Linked DNA regions of Homo sapiens: region 1 is linked to region 2. The links are chromatin contacts, found by Hi-C or POLR2A ChIA-PET in ENCODE. All regions are on one chromosome and are shown on one strand. The core of a region is the stretch at or near the end of the contact, and the rest is flanking DNA. Distances in the headings are between cores, read along the strand shown.

The links. A loop is a pair of places that touch in the nucleus more often than their neighbours do. ChIA-PET counts read pairs that join two places held with the same protein, here RNA polymerase II (POLR2A).
Region 1: a loop to region 2 is called in a map of endothelial cell of umbilical vein, with 7 times the contacts of the local background. The contact joins two enhancer-like sites. A Hi-C loop is called at or near these places in 1 of 168 maps with a recorded cell type or tissue (endothelial cell of umbilical vein). POLR2A ChIA-PET finds 5 or more read pairs at or near these places in 1 of 52 experiments (BJ).

Annotation. Positions count from the first base shown.
Region 1 is chr10:77,735,154-77,740,746 of GRCh38, reverse strand. It overlaps the pseudogene RBBP6P1. Among named protein-coding and RNA genes, the nearest start is that of KCNMA1, 100 kb to the right of the region's middle. Within about 2 kb of position 3,011, at least 3 of the 41 ENCODE cell types and tissues checked have a DNase peak (open chromatin) inside an H3K27ac peak, as active enhancers do; they include endothelial cell of umbilical vein, where a contact is called at or near this core.
Region 2 is chr10:77,387,537-77,393,926 of GRCh38, reverse strand. The region is part of intron 2 of KCNMA1 (potassium calcium-activated channel subfamily M alpha 1); the gene reads left to right. Among named protein-coding and RNA genes, the nearest start is that of KCNMA1-AS3, 40 kb to the right of the region's middle. Within about 2 kb of position 1,891, at least 13 of the 41 ENCODE cell types and tissues checked have a DNase peak (open chromatin) inside an H3K27ac peak, as active enhancers do; they include endothelial cell of umbilical vein, where a contact is called at or near this core.

The DNA of each region.
Region 1 (5,593 bases), core at 1,762-4,261, 350 kb before region 2:
TCGTTCTTATACCTTTGCATCCTCATAGCTTAGCTTCCACAAATGAGTGAGAACATATATTTGGTTTTCCATTCCTGAGTTACTTCACTTAGAATAACAGTCTCCAGTCTCATGCAGGTCACTGTGAATGCCATTAATTCATTCCTTTTTATGGCCGCGTAGTATTCCATTGTATATATATACCACAGTTTCTTTATCCACTCATTGATTGATGGGCATTTGGGTTGGTTCCATGTTTTTAAAATTGCAAATTGTGCTGCTATATCTTTTGTATGTGTACAAGTATCTTTTTCATATAATGACTTCTTTTCCTCTGGGTAGATAGCCAGTAGTGGGATTGCTGAATTAAATGGTAGTTCTACTTTTAGCTCTTTAAGGAATCTTCACAGTGTTTTCCATAGTGGTTGTACTAGTTTACATTCCCACCTGCCTCAAAGGTCTCTGAAATGCCTTGGAGGCTTTTTCCCCATTGCCTTGGATATTAGCACCCGTCTCCCTTTTAGTTATGTAAATATCTCTAGCAAGTGGTTGCTCCATAGAGACTGGTTAAATACTTGTTACCAAAAGGAAGTATCTCTAGTAAGTGGTTACTCCATCGCCTGCTTGGATTCTTCCCTTGAAAAAGCTTTTTCTTTCTTTGGCACATGGCTAGGCTGAAAAATTTCCAAACTATTATGCTCTGCTTCCTCTTTAAATATAAGTTCCAACTTTAAGTCATTCCTTTGCTCCCACATCTGAGCTTATGTTGTTAGAGGCAGCCATGCCACTTCTTAAACACTTTGGTGCTCAGAAATTTCTTCTGCCAGATAACGTAGATCATCACTTTGACATTCAAACTTCCATAGATCCCTAGCGCATGGACACAATACTGCTAAGTTCTCTGCTAAGGCATAACAAAGGTGACATTTGTTCCATTTCCCAATAAGTTTGTCATTTCCATCTGATACCTCATCAGCCTGGACTTCACTGTTCATATCACTATCAGCATTTTGGTCACAAGTATTTAACCAGTCTTTAAAAAGTTCCAAATTTTCTCTCATCTTTCTCTCTTCTTCTGAGCTCTCCAAACTTTTCCAACCTCTGCCCATTACCTAGTTCCAAAGCTGCTTCCACATTTCCAGGTATCTTCATAGCAGTGTCCCACTCCTTGGTACCAATTTTCTGTATTAAGCAATTCTTGTATTTCTATAAAAATACCTGAGACTGGTTAATTTATAAAGAAAAATGGTTTAATTGGCTTATAGTTCTTCAGACTGTACAGGAAGCATAGCACTGGCATCTGCTTCTGGGGAGGTCTCAGGAAGCTTACAATCATGGTGAAAGGTGAAGCAGGAGCATGTGTCTCACATGGTGGGAGTAGAAGCAAGAGAGAGTAGGGGAGGTGCCACACACTTTAAACAACCAGATTTTGCAGAGAAAGCACCAAGCTATGAGGGATCCACCTCCATGACCCAGACACCTCCCACCAGGCCTGACTTCCAACACTGGGGATTTTATTTCAACATGAGATTGGGGTGGGGACAAATATCCAAACTGCATCAACCTCTGATGTAAAAATCCAATAATCAAGCAGCAATATTTTAAGTGCAGCACAGAGTCTTCCATGTCATTATTTACAAGACCTGAATCTCTTTACATAATAACAAAATTGAATACAGACTTAGCCATTAAGTCCATTTAAAAAATCTGTCCTTTTACATGGTGACAGATTTCATTTTTTGTTATCTTTCTCTTTATCTTTTGCTCTTCTTTGACTTCCTTTTCTTATGTCTGTGTTTTTTGGCTTTTTTCCAATTCCCCTGCAGTACCTGCATGTATGGTTTTTTTTTTTTTTTTTTTTAATGTTTCTTGTGCTTTTCCTTTTCCTACTTTTTATTATTCTTCCTGCTATTCTAACTTTCTGCAGAACTGGCCCTGCTGCTATGGCCTCAAGTCTGGCCTCCAGAAGGGCTCTGACTTCTGCTCGGACTCTGGCTCCTCCTATGCCTACCTGGCCAACTGTGTCCAGGCTTTCTTTTGCTTTCTCCTGCTTTCTCCATTATCTTATCTTTCAGGACCTTAGAAGTGTTTCCTGAAGTTTCCTCATCTTTTACAGATACATAACTTCCACTGTCACTTTCATTATAATCTGGCTCAAAAGCAGCTTCATCAGTGTCTCTAGTTAAGTCAGGGGACAGTCGAGAGGAGTGACTTAACTGGGGTTTAGGGTTGGTAGCATTCTTCTCAACTTGCCCAGTAATTTGCTCTTTCTCAATTTGTGTGCCTGGTGGAATAACAATATCAAGTAACTGATTGCCACTTGACTCTTTGTTGTTCTTTGCTTCTAATATATGTGTCTCATGATCTTCACAAAGACTTTTATCTACAAATTTTGCCCCTTACCTTGAGTGTTTAGTATCATAAGTGGCTTTGTGATCATGAGGTCTTTTGGTCTCTTGAGTGACTAGAATTACTTTTTTTTTGGAATCTCCTCTGCCATTTTTAAGAAACTCTCTTTCCTCCATCAGCTTAGTTTTCCGTTCAGATCAGAAGCTATAGTTTATTGTTGTTGTTTTTATTTTTTATTTTTTTCATGCTTTGTACATACTTTTTATTTGTTGAATAAATGAATATTTGTCAATATGTACATAACCACATAGAGCGAGCATTAGATTTAGAGAGCAAAATATTTGGGTTCTAATATGCAAAGCCACTTACCAGCTATGAGGGCTTCAGCAAAGAACTGAATCTGAGCTCAGCTTCCTCAACTGTAAAACTAGGTTATTTGGACCTATGTGGCCTACCACACAGGCTTATTGCAAGGTTCAAATGCAGAAACATATGAAAGTGCTATGAATACAACTTAGAGCAATACAAACATAACAAGTAATAGCAATGGAATTTCAAGCTGAAATTCACACCCTTGGATTGTACCGATGTACTGATGGAGTCAATGAGAAAGTGACAAAATAGCTGATTACTAATGAGAGAGAACATGCCATTCTTCTGAGTGGGAAGGATTCTGCAACATCCTGTAGCTTGTCCCTGCAATTAGTCACTTCCCAAACTTCACAAAGATGTCAGAGACTCACAATCAATAACTCTCTCACAGAAGCACATGGGCCAAATGTCCCACGTTTATTTACATATGAAATGTGTTTCACACAGTTATTATGGATGGAGTGCATAACACCTGACAGCAGCAAGACCTTTTGAGGAACCGAACGTTGACTACAGTAGATCATGCAAGTATCTATAGATACACAAAAGAATTCCTTTTCTTAACAACAAAAAAAAGTACAAAACATGTTCAGGGATAAATGTAAGATATGAAATGCAAAATAAAACACAAAACAAGCCTGGGCATGGTGGCTCACACCTGTAATCCCAGCACTTTGGGAGGCTGAGGTGGGCAGATCACGAGGTCAGGAGATTGAGACCATCCTGGCTAACATGGTGTATCGGGGGACCTGCCCTGATAATCACGTAGGTTCTTTTCTATTTTCCTAAGCGTCAGCTGGCTTGAGAAATAAAGGGACAGAGTACAAAAGAGAGAAATTTTAAAGCTGGGTGTCCGGGGGAGACATCACACGTTGGTAGGATCCGCGATGCCCCACAAGCCACAAAAACCAGCAAGTTTTTATTAGGGATTTTCAAAAGGGGAGGTGTGCGAATAGGTGTGGGTCGCAGACATCAAGTACTTAACAGGGTAATAGAATGTCACAAGGCAAGTGGAGGCAGGGCAAGATCACAGGACCACAGGACCGAGGCGAAATTAAAATTGCTAATGAAGTTTCAGGCACCATTGTCATTGATAACATCTTATCAGGAGACAGGGTTTTGAGATCAACCTGTCTGACCAAAATTTATTAGGCGGGAATTTCCTCTTCCTAATAAGACTGGGAGCACTATGGGAGACTGGAGTTTATTTCACCTCTGCAATCTCGACCATAAGAGACAGGTACGCCCCGGGGGGGCCAGTTCAGAGACCTACCCCTAGGTGCGCATTCTCTTTTCTCAGGGACGTTCCATGCTGAGAAAAAGAATTCAGCGATATTTCTCCCATTTGTTTTTGAAAGAAGAGAAATATGGCTCTGTTCTGCCCGGCTCACCGGCAGTCAGAGTTTAAGGTTATCTCTCTTATTCCCTGAACAATTGCTGTTATCCTGTTCTTTTTTCAGGGTGCCCACATTTCATATTGCTCAAACACACATGCTGTACAATTTGTGTAGTTAACGCAATTATTACAGGGTCCTGAGACGATATACATCCTTCTCAGCTGACAGGATTAAGAGATTAAAGACAAGACAGGCATAGGAAATCACAAGGGTATTGATTGGGGAAGTGATACGTGTCCATGAAATCTTTACAATTTATGTTTAGAGATTGCAGTAAAGACAGGCATTAAGAAATTACAAAAGTATTAATTTGGGGAACTAATAAATGTCCATAAAATCTTCATAATCCATGTTCTTCTGTCATGGCTTCAGCAGGTTCCTCCGTTTGGGTTCCCTGACTTCCCGCAACAATGGTGAAACCCCGTCTCTGCTAAAAATACAAAAAAAAAACTTATCTGGGCGTGGTGGCGGGCGCCTGTAGTCCCAGCTACTCGGGAGGGTGAGGCAGGAGAATGGTGTGAACCCGGCGAGCAGAGCTTGCAGTGAGCCAAGATCACTCCACTGCACTCCAGCCTGGGCGACAGAGCAAGACTCTGTCTCAAAAAAAAAAAAAAAAAAAAAAAAAAGAAAACACGAAACAAAACCAAAAAATAGAACTCTCTCAGAGAACTATAAACGGAAGGGACAGAAGAGTACCTCTGCTGCATTTTAATAAAGCAGAACTACCGACGTTAAATATACTTCTTGAAATGGCTGAACTAAACCCGGGTGGCCCCGCGCTTAAGGTAACGGCCAATTGCAATACACAGGCGGCTGCATTGAGAAGTCAGTGGTTGACGTTGTGCATCCCAACTCTAAGTATCAGAACATTTGGCAGTAGCACCTAGAACAGGCAATGCCAACTCTTTTGACAGCAAAGGGTTAAGTCAACTGATTTTTTTTTCTGTCAAGAGCCAGAGAAATACTTGATATTCTTAGTTGTGTTTCTGTAATAGTTAATAAATTACATGACAAAAACCTGACTATATAAATCTATTGGTCTAACTACGTATTTGTAACTTTTATAGTAGTCCAGCCCTTTCGTTACTTTCCCTCCTTGTGCTTTTAAAGCCAGCCTTGCAGATCTGCCTAGAAAACCAGTCCCATTTTTTTCTTTAGAACAGCCTTCCCCATGCCCCAAAATGGAATTGAGGAAATCAGCATTCCTTATTAGATTCCTGGCTTCAGTTTTTATCCACGGCTGGGAAAGGAGCGACCTGCAAGGCTGCTTTAAACACCCTTCGCATGGCCTGAAGAAAAAGGCACGCCCACACTGGAGTGCAGTTGTCTCACATGTGAGCTCACTCCTTCAGGGCAGGCACATCGAGGAAGTGCTAAGACACTTAAAAGTTCCTAGGGTTTTTGAGACCCACAATTACTTACAATTTATGTAGTGTATTCTAAAAATTAAAAACACTAAAAAAGGCATTATTTTAGCCTGTAATTAGTTAACCTCT
Region 2 (6,390 bases), core at 642-3,141:
GCAGTCAGCAGCCAGTCCGGCCTGCTTCTGCCGGTCCTGTCTTGTCTCTGTCCGCTTTGCTTCAGTCTCTGTTGGGGCCTGGGAGTGAGAAACCCTGCCCCTTTGTCAGTGCATCATGATCTGAACTAGAGCTCCTACTCTTTTTTGATCTCCATCTTGCTCCTTGTGTCTCGTTCTCACTTGATTGGAACAAACAAGGAGGATGGGTGGAGCCCATAGCAGCCTCAAAACTCACTTCAGCTCTTGCATTGCCTCTCTCCCTGGGACACCCATCTTGGGAAGGAGCTGCTGTGTGTGGTGCGGCTGGGCAGTTGGAAGCCCAGCCTCTGCAGACTCCTGACTCCCAGCTCCATCTGTCTCAGGGGCTTGGCTTTTACCCTGGGCGAGTGGCTTCATTGTCTCATACCTCAGTTTCCTCATCTACAAAATGGGGACAATAATAGTCCCTGCCTCTTAATGAGTTAATGCATGTAAAATATTTAGAACAGTGCCTCTGACATGGTTAGTGCTTGATAAGCATGGTTATTATTATTTTTGTTATTGTGTGTGTGAGCCCGGTCACCATGTCATGGAGGAAATGGGCTGGTATGGAGACAGACGGGTCAGGGGGTGAAGAACAAATCCTTTTCTGGGGCAGGGGTAGAAGAACAGCCCTTGAGCCTCCCCAAACCCAGACATCTTCCAAGAGTGCTGAGCAGCTCTGGGCAGGGCCATCTGAAAGGCTCTGAATGCCCCAGGCAAGCCCTGGTTTGGATCCATCCAGATGATGATGTTTGCTCTGTGCACACACTTAATTCAGGCTTGTCCAGGCTGCGTCCTCTTTGCAGCTGGCTCATGCCAGCCTGACTCACCATTGTCAAATTGGCCAGGAAATTCTCACTTCATATAGCCTCCCTGAGCTGGCTGGGGACTGGAGAACGGGCTGGGCTCTCCCTGGAGCTGTACGTTGTGGGCGCATGTGTCACAGGAAATGCCTTGGCAGGACAACAGATGAGTCTTAAGGAAAAAGGGTCAAGTGCACTTACTGTGGTCTCCGTATCCACTTCTCCCTGGAGGTGGGGCGAGGCTGACAGGGCAGGGACAGGCTGGTTTCGGAGGGCACATCTGCACCAGTATTTGGGGAGGTGGGTTTGATGTACATTTTGACAGGTAGTGACCACACATTCATTGAAAGGAGATGGGAAAGCGTGTGAGGTCACCAGAAGATAAAGACCCAGATTCTACTGCACATGCGAGGCAGCTCCTCTGAGCTATTCCTCCATCCCTTCATCCATTCCTTCAAACATTCTGGAGCACCTGCTCGGGGTCAGATACTGTTCAATGTGCTGGACATATGTTGGTTCATTCAGCAAAAGCTGCAAAGTGCAGTCATCCAAAGTGTTGAAGGTGGAAATGTTATGCTTGCATTTTCTAGAATGATTTGGGGTGGCAAGGTTTCTGAAGTAGGGTTTAGTGATAAGTCAGAACCTGTGACCCATCTCTCAGTCCCTTGGACAGGCCTGGGAGCTCAGACATTCTAGTCCTGATTGCACATCCTGTGCAGTTCTGCAGCTGAATCCCAGGGGCCTGGGCAAATATGTGAGTAGTTGGTTTCCCTCCCTGCCTCCCTCCCTTCCCTCCCTTGCCTCCCTTACCTTCCTTCCCTTCCCTCCCTTCCTTTCCCTCCCTTCCCTTCCCTCTCTCCCTTCCTTCTTTCCCTCTCTCCCTTCCTTCCTTCCTCCCCACTGCCCCCTCCCACCTCCCCCACTCCTCCCTCCTCCCTCCCTCCCTTCCTCCCTCCCTCCCTTCCTTCCTCGCCTCATTCCATTCCTCCGTCCTTCCCTCCCTCCTTCCCAACCCATGAAAGCTGGCGCCCCCTGGAGGCATTTCAGGAAATGAAATGTCTGTATTTGCGGCTACTGAGTTGGGCTGGGAGACTTTTCTTACCCAGGTTTTCCCCCAAGGCCTTCAGAGGGTGCTGATGGCTTAGCACTCCGTTTTTGTCAGAAAAATATCCTTAGAGCCTCCATTTCAGCTGCGAGAAAGTTTGTTTAGCAGGGAGACTCAAAAATAGAGATGATGATGACAAAGTCATCAGCCTTTGTCGTTGCAGGGGAGTGCATGCTTGGAAAGTCACACTCGGGACCACACGCAAGCTGATGCTTCCAAGTTTAGTTTACGAGGCTATGTTTAGGAGGAGGCAGACTGACTCGTGCCTACGGGCCCCAAACAGCCCAATTTGGTGCACTAAAAGCCTCATTTTTAGACTCTGGGTCCAGAGTGAGGCTTTTTCCAGAAAAAAACAAACAAACAAACAAACAAACAAACAAACAAAAAACCTACTTCAGGGAAATGACAACAACAGAAAGCCACCATTTGCCCTAAAATTTTTATTGTAAAAACTATTCTCTCCTGTTTGAGTAGTGAGGGATCTAGGACATAACAGTGGCTTCTCTGGCTTTCTTAAGGAATCAGGGCACTTGGAAACTCAATTAAATGTACCCAAGCCTCTTAAGCACCAAGGCTATCTTTTTGCTCATCCAGTTAATTTCAGTTTGTAAAATTGGCCTTGTGCTGACATGATGGAGACGGGGTGAGGGTGGGAAGCCAGGGTCCTCTGTGAGCGGAAGCTTGCTTCTCTGTTCACAAGCCTCCAAGGGCACACATCCTTCCCTGGGGCATCAAGGGGGACCATTAAACCTGTTTGCACCACGTCCCTGGGAGAGCAAACTTCTGGGCCTTCCTTGTTTACTGGAGGTTGGTTAATTCGGAAGGTAGATGGACTGGGCATATTGGTTCCCCACTGGCAGGAGCAGCCCAGGATTCAGCAGGTTAACGCAAAGGATCGAGAAACTATCACCTTCCTAGAACTGTTCCCAGACTTTTAGCAAACAGGCTGAATTTTGACCTTTTTCCCATTTTTCTTTTTAATCCTCCCTCCCCACATGTTTTGTGGCTTTTGGTGAAATGGCTGTCCTAAGGGAAACAGGACAGTTCATTGAAAAGGAGAGAGAAAGTAAAGACCCCTTTCCCACACCACCTTCCCTCAGATGCAGCCTTTGCTTACACTAAAAATAGCTTGAAACAGAGGCTGAATCACAAAAAAAAAAGTGGCATTTCAGGGGACAGAGGCTGCCAGCTCCCTGGCTGCTGCTGAAGTCTGTTGGGTTTGTTGGTCTCTGAGCCCCGACTTGCCCAGGAAGGCGTGGGGTTTGGAAGTGTACTGGGATAGGTCCAGAACATTCTTTTTGTTTCTAGAGCAAGGGCCTGGTTGTGTCTGCCTTGGTTGGAGAGTCTGTCCAGAGCTAATTATATCAGCAGGCACTGATAGAGCCTCTGCCTGGTGTTATGCCTCAGGGGTGGAAAATCACTTCCTGCAAAGGAAAGGAGTTGTTTTCAGGAGCTCCTTAATCCCTGAGGCACCTGCATGGGCTCCCAGGGAAGCTGCCAGGAGGTTATTGTTTCCTCTGAACCATGAGGTGGGCAACTTGGTTTCTTGGCCACCTGAGATCTCTCCAGGAAAAAGCTCAGATCATCAGAAAGAGAGAAAACAGTTTACTCACCTTGGTCTATGCTGTGTGTCTCTCTGGCCCTTGGGGATTCATGACAGTGTTTGAGATCAATTCTGGATATGGGAGAAGAGAGGCAAGTCACTTACTTTTATCTGAGGAGCTGCAATCAGCAGAAACCTGGATACTAACCCTGGCTTTGCTATCACTTTTCTGGTTGACCTTGGACAAGTCAATTCCCTCTCCAAGGCCTCAGCATCTCCATAAATAGAGGGGGCCGCAGTAGTTTTTCAGTAGTTCGTTCCCTTGCAGCCCAAAATATCTTTATGTTTTCTTATCCCCTTCACTGTCCTTCATCAGCAAAGGCCACAAGTGTTAGGCTCACATCTACTGTGCCCTTGGCCCTGTGCTAGGCACCAGGAGAACTGCAAAAGGAGAGAGAATGCACTTTTCTTAGCTGCCAGAGTGATTGGCGTGAAGCAGAGTTCATCAAGGGGTGTCTCTGCATGGCTCTCCCATGGTTTTGCCTCCATTTGAAGTAAAATCTGAAACTGTGTCCCTGGCTTACAAGGCCCCGTGAGTTACGGTGCCTGCTTTTGACTCACCTCCAATGATTCTTTTCCTTCTTTGCTCCTTTCTAGAGAAGAAGCAAAGCCTATAGGTAGAAGCATGTAGATGGGCCTGAGGCACTGGGCAGGGGGAAGGATGCCGTGGGAGGAGGGGGCCATATTCCAAAGGGCCAGCTCAATGAGAAGGAGTTGGCTTCTTTTGAATCATTTCAGCCATGGAGCTCTCTTTTGGAACCTTCCTCAGTTGGAAGCCTCTAAGGGGATGTTGTTCCTAGTTGGTATCAAACGTGGTGACCCCACTAGCCCCAAATTTGACTGGAAGAGCCTCCTTTCCAATTGAGTATCCTCTGCTTGAGGAGCTCTTGGGTGAGATAACAGCCCCTATCCTTTGCTCTTTGTATTGCTTTTGACTGAACTGCTGCAAATCATGGGGCCCCTGAAAGTCCATCCCTCCTCCAGAGGTAGAAGCGCCTCCATCTCTGTGTACCTGAAAACAATAAAAGGCATGTTTATTTAAAATAATGACTGCCGGAGGCCCCCAGGAGGGGCTGAGGATCGAGGAAACATTACTGTGGCCAAAGTCATTTTTTATTTCTGGAGCAAGGTAGCAGACTCAGGGGGGTGGCAGGAGCTGCCAAGCTAGCCCCCAAATTTATAGCAAGGGTGTTAAACACTGTGGGTGATCAGTGGAGTTGACATTGCAGAAATTCCCCAAATGAAAATTCCTTGTAGGTTAACTTTTAGATGAACTTTAAAAAACAGGGGCAACAGACCCTCAATGGGCTATTTCAAGTGTTTCCAATTTCATTAACATGATTTAAGCAAAGACTCCCCCTTGCCTCCCTGGATGCTAAATTAGAAAACATCACTATTCCTCTGCCCTTGTGCCTAGTTTGCAAACCAGTGGGTTTATCTGGTTGTTTTCCCCAGAGTTGGAGCACTGCAGCTGTTTCCATAGCACTGCGGCCCACAGGGAGTTGTGTGTTGGGGGCTCAGTTGTTGTCTTACAGAAAAAAACCTTGTAAAGGCAATTCAGCAAGCCACCCTTCTAGCACCAAGAGATACAATTCCTCTTCCCGGGGCTGAGATGGAGAGATACAGATAGAGAGAAAAGAAATAAATAAATAACCAGTTTCTCTTTCATTTAACTCTCAGAAACAGCCTCTGGTGCTAATTATTTCTGCTGTAGATTTTGTCAGACTTTGAATCCCAATCCTTTTGCCATAGGTGGTATATTTTAGAGATGCAAAATGATATAAAAAACAATCCACTTTCCTGAAAGATAATTTTGTGTACATTAAACAGACACATTAAGCCATTTACAAGAGAGTTGTTTGTTCTCAGGGATTTGGAGGAAATCTGAATTTCTAATTCTGGGCTCTTTAATAATTTTCAAAAGAACTGAGGCTAATGATTAAACGTCTTTGAACTTCCCCAGGCTGTCTTCTATCCCATGATCTCAAAGCATTTGAAAAGGAATAGAATTCTTTACCTTGATGAAATCAGCAGGAGAGTAGAGGAGACACCAGCCCCACCAGGAGCTTTGTGGCAGAATGGGGGAACGTAAAGTAAAGAGGCTCAAGAAAAGTGCACAAGGTCACTTTCAGAGCTTCAGATGTGGAGTTGAATGAAGAGCCTTCATACCAGTTCTTATTTCACAGCCTTGGCTGCTAAGACTTGGAAAGAAGGCCAAAGAGAAAAGAAAACCAAGGTAGGACTTAGTTAAGGATGTCTATAATGAGATTACACATGACATGCAATCTTATCTGGCTCTAGTGTTTAAGGATTAGAAGAGATCAAGTCTAGCAATGGTGAACTTTCATCATCTTTCATCAGCTTTCATCTTCTGGGTTCATTCTGATTGATCAGTAGCAGCTACAGAGAATATTTGGCCAAAGATTTAAGGTTCAGCAGCAAACAGTCATAATGGCTCTGCTCTAAAGAATTCCGAGGGCTGGGTGCAGTGGCTCACGTCTGTAATCCCAGCACTTTGGGAGGCCAAGGCAGGTGGATCACTTGAGGTCAGGAGTTTAAGACCAGCCTGGCCAACATGCTAAAACCCTGTCTCAACTAAAAATGTAAAAATTAGCTGAGCATGCTGGCAGGCACCTGTAGTCTCAGCTACTTGGGAGGCTGAGGCAGGAGAATCACTTGAACCTGGGAGTGAGAGGTTGCAGTGAGCCGAGATCACGCTACTGGACTCCAACCTGGGTGACAGAGCAAGATTCCATCTAAAAAGAAAAGAAAAGAAAAGAAAAGAAAGAAAAGAAAAGAAAAGAAAAGAGAAAAGAAAAAAAAGAAAAGAAAAGAAAAAGAAAAGAAAAGAAAAGAAA